Regions from separate parts of the Homo sapiens genome. Here region 1 is linked to region 2. A link is a contact called in ENCODE Hi-C or POLR2A ChIA-PET data. All regions are on one chromosome and are shown on one strand. The core of a region is the stretch at or near the end of the contact, and the rest is flanking DNA. Distances in the headings are between cores, read along the strand shown. Region 1 has its middle 48 kb from the start of KDM3A. Region 2 overlaps REEP1 (receptor accessory protein 1).

Region 1 (3,676 bases), core at 445-2,944, 170 kb before region 2:
GCTGCCATATGGGTAGTGCAACGCTTCCCTGGGAAACAGGCAGGGAAATCAACCTACTCCAAGCTGTAGATTTGAGAAGAGAAACCAAGCACTGTGGAGATGACGACCCACAGCCACCCACCCCCAAATAGTCTGTGTGATCACACCTTGCCTTGTTTGATGCGGAGTGAAGAGAACTGGATTTATAACAACATTTAAAGTGACATTTAAATAATTTAAAACAATATTGGATTTACAACAAAATAATGATTTTTTTTTAACATAGTCTTGCTCTGTCACCCAGGCTGGAGTGCAGTGGCATGATCTCAGCTCACTGCAACCTCCACCTCCTGGATTCAAGCAATTCTCCTGCCTCAGCCTCCCGAGTAGCTGGGATTACAGGTGCGTGCCACCATGCCTGGCTAATTTTTGTGTTTTTAGTAGAGATGGGGTTTCACCATGTTGACCAGGTTGGTCTCGAACTCCTGACCTCGTGATCCACCCGCCTCAGCCTCCCAAAGTCCTGGGATTACAGGCGTGAGCCACCGTGCCCGGCCCTAGCTATCTTTCTTTTATCAATTTCTGATTTAATTCTATTGTAGTCTGAGAGCAGATATTGTGTAGTTTCTGTTGTTTTAAACTTGCTAAGATAGGTGCATGGCCCATAATGTGGTCTGCCATGGTGAATAGAATATATTTTTTACTTTTTAGTATGTGGAAAAACAGTATAATGAACTATATTTTCATCACTAGGCTTCAACTGTTATCAACACATGGCCAATCTTATTTCATCACTGGTTTCTCTCTTCCTGGCTAATTTAAAGCAAATTTTAGAAATTATATCATTTTATCAATAATTGCTTCAGTATATATTATAATGTGGGCATCACCATTGAGAATGTGGTCCTTAGGAATTCAACAAAATCATCCTGTACCAAGACCCACTGATATCCTTGCCTTTACCTACCCTACTCTATGCCCTATACCTTGGCCCAGGCTAGATGAATCTAATTTGTCTCTGTGCACTGAAAGGACTCTGCAGGTGGCTGATATAAATATGCCTTTGGGAAGCTACTTCGGGTGGCCAAGGGGACAGTATTGCAGTTGGCAGTCTGACTCCAGCTGTCACCACTTGTGAGCCATGTAGCCTCAGACAAGGCATTTAACCTCTAGAGCTGTATCAAGGTTTTTCTCTTCTGATTAAATGGAGAACATAAAACCTACTTCACCAAATTGTTATGAAGCTTAACTAAATAAAAGTGAAAGTCAGGTTAGTCATTATTATCACAGTTTATGCAGCAACACAATCATGTCAGGGAAGTCTTTAGTGTAGGGATTTCTTTTGCATACAGGAAGCCCTGTGCCAACTTTAGAGAGTCCAGAAAACCCCATGAAACCACAAGACCTAGGCACCAATTCCCAGAACAAGGCTGAATTTAGTCCCTGATAGAGTCTGAATCCTGACTATGGCAAGCTAGGCAACTCAAACTGTCCATTGTGAACTGGGCATTATCTAATCCACTGAGTCATAAAATTGGAATGTGCAGCAGTACTCAGTATAAAATGGAAATGGTGTTTACAAGATAAGGCCCAAGCAGGTATAAAAGGCTCAAGAATATTGCATAAGCAGGTGGCTCACCCTCCCACATTTTTTGCTTCTACTACTTTACCACCTCTCTCAGCCCACACCAGTGGCCTCAAGGGGAGTTGCCTAGGACTAGCTGACAGAAGAAGAAAAAGCACAGGCTTGGTTTGCAGTGGGTCTGCATGATAGGGCTGCAAGTGAACAGCTGCTGTTTTACAGCTCCCCTGAAGAGTGAGTCTGAAAGGCAAGGGTGAAAGGAAATCCTCTTAATAGGCAGAATTTTAAGCAGTACATCTGTTGTCCACTTACTGTAGAAGGCGAGATGCCCTGGAGTATGCAACTATACCAATTTATGATCAAGGATTAATGGATTAGAAGAGTGGTCACTGACTTCTGAGGAGCAAGATTGGAAGACTAGTGACAAGGAAGTCTTCAGGAAGTATGTGAATTAACTCTTCAAAACAGGCACTAAAAATGTACATATTTGTAACCACTATGAATGCTCACCAAAGGGCATCTACTGAAGAGGCAGCTCTCTGTGGTCTAGTGGAGTGCACAAAACAACCCATGTGTGGCTGAAAGTGATTTCCTTTCCCTAAACATTTTGATGCTTACTCAATGGGCCCATAAACAAAATGTCCACGGTGGCAGGGGTAGATTTTACATGAGCTCACCAAGCTGGATTCCTCTCGCCAAGATTAATCTAGCTAACGTCACTGCTGGGTGCCCAATGTTCTAACAGCAGAGATAACACTGGGGCCTCATTATGACACCTATCCTTGGGCTGCCAGCCAGCCCCAATGTCTTAGGTTGATTATACTGGACATTTTCCATTGCGGAGGAGACAGCAATTTGTCTTTATGGGAATAGATACTTATTCAAGATACGAGTTTGTCTTCTATGCCCACCATAGAAGTCCTTCTGCCAGCACCATTTGTGGGCTTAAATAATGCCTTACTCAACATCTGCAACTCACACAAAATTGCCTTTATTAAGGAGATCATTTTATGGTGAAGGGCATTCTATAGACGTGAGCTCATTACTTGTATCTATAGAATTCACTGTTTTTGCCATGTGCTACACATCACCCCAAATCAGCTGGCTTGATTAAACAGTGGAATGGCCTGTGGAGGGCTCAGTTACAGTGACAGCTGGGAGGCTAGGGTGCTGCCCCATAGCATGCAGTATATGCCATACACCAGTGGCCAAAACATGGTTATGGTCAAACTCTTTCCTAAAATTTTCCTCTGGATCTTTCAGAGGCTTTGCCTTCCTTTTAATTCTTCCTAATGCTATTTTCTCTTAAAAAATTCATCATTGGCTGGGTGTGGTGGCTCATGCCTGTAATCCCAGCACTTTGAGAGGCCAAGGTGGGTGGATCACCTGAGGTCAGGAGTTCCAAATTTCATATGGAACCAAAAAAGAGCCCATATAGCCAAGACAATCCTAAGCAAAAAGAACAAAGCTGGAGGCATCATGCTGCCTGACTTCAAACTATACTACAAGGCTACAGTAAGCAAAACAGCATGGTACTGATACTGAAACAGATATATAGACCAACGGAACAAGACAGAGGCCTCAGAAATCATGCCACACATCTACAACCATCTGATCTTTGAGGAACCTGACAAAAACAAGCAATGGGGAAAGGATTCCCTATTTAATAAATGGTGTTGGGAAAACTGGCTAGCCATATGAGAAAACTGAAACTGGACCCCTTCCTTACACCTTATAAAAACAGTAACTCAAGATGGATTAAAGACTTAAACCTAAGACCTAACACCATAAAAACTATAGAAGAAAACCTAGGCAATACCATTCAGGACATAGGCATGGGCAAGGACTTCATGAATAAAACACCAAAAGCAACGGCAACAAAAGCCAAAATTGACAAATGGGATCTAATTAAACTAAAGAGCTTCTGCACAGCAAAAGTAACTATCATCAGAATGAACAGGCAATCTACAGAATGGGAGAAAAAATTTGCAATCTATCCATCTGACAAAGGGCTAATATCCAGAATCTATAAGGCACTTAAGCAAATTCACAAGAAAATAACAACCTCATCAAAAGGTGGGCGAAGGATATGAACAGACATGTCTCAAAAGAAGA
Region 2 (3,658 bases), core at 664-3,163:
AAGTTGGAAATGAAGGGGCTGCGTTCAGCTGTTTCCAGCACCGGGCACTAGACGCTGGCCTGGTGGACACACTAGTTCATGGGAAATGACCCTGTGGTGCCAGTGGCTCCAGGCAATTGCAGGGATTTCTGTCTATTCACACTGTAGTTTTGAGTCTGCAAATTCTGTGAGCCATTCCAAAAGCCTCTAATTCTGGGAGATTGGCACTTGGGGGTCGGGGAGAGTGGCTGCCCTGTCCTCCATTCTTCCCCTGACACTGCTCTGTGCTGCTCTCAGAAGCCCTTCCCTGCCATGACATCTGGTGGTTTCATGATCAGACACAGTGTTTCCAGTGCATTTCAATAGAGCTGTGGTTGATTGTAGGAACTGAATAGTTCTGGAAGGCTGCATGTGCATAAGAGTGTGTCCAGGATTCAGTGTCCAAGTTCTGGTTCCTTATCCCCGAGCAGGTTGGTTGCTGCTGGGATGGGGGTTGCTGGACAGCGGGAAGCAGGTGAGGCCTGGTGGTGGCCTCAAGACCTGGAAGCCGTTGTCCTAGCCCTTCCTTTCTTGGACCTCCGCCTCTCCAAGGGCCTCTTAATACCTGTGCCCTGGCTCTCAGGTCTGCATGCAAGGAACCCTTTGATGATTGGCCTACACCATTCCCTCTGAGGCCTTGGGAAAGCCCCTGCACTCTGCAGGCCTCAGTCTCCCCCTCCATGAGGTGTCCCTTGGTCCTCCCAGCTCTGACAGTCTCTACTGGATTGTGCAGTGGTGGCAGATGGTGTTGGGGGAGGTCTGTCTTGCACCTGGGGCTATAGGCTGACTCTTAAGCAGTAAGAGGATTTCACAGTTGTCGGGGACACTTTCCTCCTGGTCCCCTGAAATGTTGTCACAAGGGGTGCTCACTCAGGCCAAAGCCTGGGAAGATTCAAATTACCTCTGGGGCCATGCAGAGCCCCAGGATCCCTCAGCAGACAGGAACATTTTCTAGGAGTTGTAAATTCAGGTCTTAATTCATGATGGGGGTAGGGAAAGGAGGCATTTCGGAGGCTGCTAAGTGCCTTTTAGGGCAGTGACAGAGCTTAGAGGCCCCAGGGGCAGCAGCCTCTATTCTAAGCTGCACATCTCAGATGCCAGAACATTCTTTTCCCATCTTTGCTCTGTTCCTGCCCCATTTGTCAACTGATTCCCTATTGTTTTCTGCATGTCTTTGTCTCTCTTTTTCTGTGTGTCTATTATTATCTCTCTCTCTCTTTTTTTTTTTCTCTGCCTACCTCTATGTCATATAGAACTGAACTCTGGATTACTGCCTGTGTGGTTAGTCATAGAGGTGTCCCTCCCCCCCTTTTAAAATCAAGCATGTAGGACATAATTTTTAAAAGCAGTCATCCTTTTTGTCCTCTCAGAGAGAGAGAGAGAGAGAGAGAGAGAATTGCATTTTGAGTGTGGCCTCTGGGCAGTGTCCTTCTGATTATAGCAGGAGGAGCTGCCTGAGGTTTAGAGCATGGGAAGTGAGTGAGCATGTGTGTGTCTACATGTGTGTATGTGAGTGTGTCTGTGTGTGAGTGTGTGTGGATGGGGATGTGTGCATGGTGCACACGTGTGAGTTTTAGTGCCAAAGACCCTTCTCTAACGGAATGTTCTTTTCTCTCTCCTCGGTGCTGTTGGGGACGTGGATGTAAGTGTTCCAGACAGGCGTGCTCTTCTGCAGACATTTGCTGCCTTCCATTAATGCTCCCGCTAATGTGTGCTGTGTGGGATGTTTTTGCTAACCTGGGGGAGGTTCTGCTGCACTGCAGGGGTGCGGCAGCCCTGGGCCCACTGCAGGCTACACAGGCCTTTAAAGGGCTGAGAGGCTCTGCCAGTTTCTCCCTCCCTCCCTTCCCCACAGAGAGAAGAGGTGGAGCCTGCAGCCCTGGCTGCTGTAGCCCTGCTGACACATTTGCTAATACAGAAACATCAGCCAAGGCCACACACCCATTCCCCTGCTGTGGAAGACGGCAGAAACCCTGCCCTTTCCTAGAAGCAACCCAGCTTTGGGCATCATAGTGGCAGCTCTGCAGGCTCAAGGCCGTGGCCACCATCACCTGAGGTTTGCAAGTTGTTATGGCCATGACCTTGGGCGGGAGACCCTCCTCCCACACACATTGTCTCTGGGAGCCAATTAGAGTACTAAGATGTGGATAGCAATACTCTTTCAGGCCTGTTGCCAGGGGTAAGGACCTGTTGGGTCACCAATCTTTAGATCTTCAGGGACAAGAACATGGAGGAGGCAGAGCATGGGATTTTCTACCCAGCTACTCACTCTCCTGCTCCTCCTGGTGCCCCTCTTTTGGGACTATGTTCTGTGGGGTTCATTTCTCCATTTATACTCCTTCCTGATATAAAAAGGAGTTAGGTCTACTTGTGGAAATATATCTAAAGTAGCAAATCAAAGTAAGAAAATTGAAGCATGGGGAGAAGGGAGTGGGCAAGTAAGATGGAATCAGTGGGGAGAAGGACATTTTAAATGCATACCATCAAGGTGTAGACTGTTGAGACACCTGGCTTCCTTGAAACCACTGCAAAGAGGGAAATACAATTATTAAGAGATTCAGTCCACTGTGCAACAGCCAGCTAGAGGCGTGGAAGCTTGTCTTATTTAGAATGTTTATTCTCACTGGTTCTGAGAGTAAGGCAAATATTATAGACAACACTCTTGGCAGAAATGCTCAGCGGACACAGTGACTAGGAGATGTCTTATCTTCTTAGGAGGTTCTCTCTGTAGCTTCTTCCTGAGGCTATTCTGGCTCCCTCACTGCCCACACTGGCCTCTTTTGCTCCCAGCCTCTGCTGAGCTGAGCACTTGTTTCTATTCCTGCTTGGATATCTGGGTTGTCCTTGAACCATCACTCCTACTGGGCTGGAGGGTCATTTCTTTTCTACCCTGCAATCCTTGCAGTGGAGAACATGCACAAAGCCATTTTGGTTTCAGTCCTGAGATTATAGTGATGATGGTGATTTTGGTAAGTGTGAGTTCATTGCTCAGCCTCAGTGAATCCAGACTGGATAACTAGCCTGGGTTGTTAGATGCCTGAGGATCTCACGGTGACTTTGGGCCACCTTCTGACACCCACAACCATCAGTACAGGGAAAGCCCTGGACCTGGATGTGGAGGGTACAGCATATGCAGAGGCACAGTCTCGAACCGGTACCCACCCCACTTCCATGTCATGGAGTTGGCTGCTGGGGTGGAGCTGGCCAGGCTGCTTCTGCAGTTTTTGCCTTGGTCTGAGGGCTTTTGGTCTTTTTTCCCTCCTGCCAGGCAGGAGGTATCTGTGTCCAGAAGGAATTTCCTGGTTTGGTTAATGGGGGTGTCAAGCTCTGACTTGGGACTAGAGCTGAGCTCTCTGAGATGACTTCAGGATTCTATTTAGTTTAGTTGATGAGTGGCCACTGTGTGCCCAGCCCTGGGTCAGGTGCTCAGAGAGACTGAGGGAGGATCAGCCATGGCCCCCCAGTCTCAGGATGCCTTCTGTTGGCTGAGGCAATGAGACTGACATGAGGACCAGGGCACCCAACACAAGCTGTGTGGCACAGCCTCCAAGCACTGTCGGGTCTCAGAGTGGGGAGGCCAGGGAGGGTCAGAGTATTCAGCGAGGGCTCCCTGGAGTCACTGGTCTTTGTGCTCAACAGG

Evidence for each region. A loop is a pair of places that touch in the nucleus more often than their neighbours do. ChIA-PET counts read pairs that join two places held with the same protein, here RNA polymerase II (POLR2A). Pooled maps may share reads with other maps.
Region 1: a pooled map shows a loop between it and region 2 (3-fold over the local background). The contact joins two enhancer-like sites. A Hi-C loop is called at or near these places in 1 of 168 maps with a recorded cell type or tissue (endothelial cell of hepatic sinusoid) and 3 of 50 pooled maps. POLR2A ChIA-PET finds 5 or more read pairs at or near these places in 1 of 52 experiments (Panc1).

Annotation. Positions count from the first base shown.
Region 1 is chr2:86,391,703-86,395,378 of GRCh38, reverse strand. No RefSeq gene overlaps it. Among named protein-coding and RNA genes, the nearest start is that of KDM3A, 48 kb to the left of the region's middle. Within about 2 kb of position 1,694, at least 6 of the 41 ENCODE cell types and tissues checked have a DNase peak (open chromatin) inside an H3K27ac peak, as active enhancers do.
Region 2 is chr2:86,221,491-86,225,148 of GRCh38, reverse strand. The region is part of intron 7 of REEP1 (receptor accessory protein 1); the gene reads left to right. Among named protein-coding and RNA genes, the nearest start is that of MRPL35, 24 kb to the right of the region's middle. Within about 2 kb of position 1,913, at least 16 of the 41 ENCODE cell types and tissues checked have a DNase peak (open chromatin) inside an H3K27ac peak, as active enhancers do.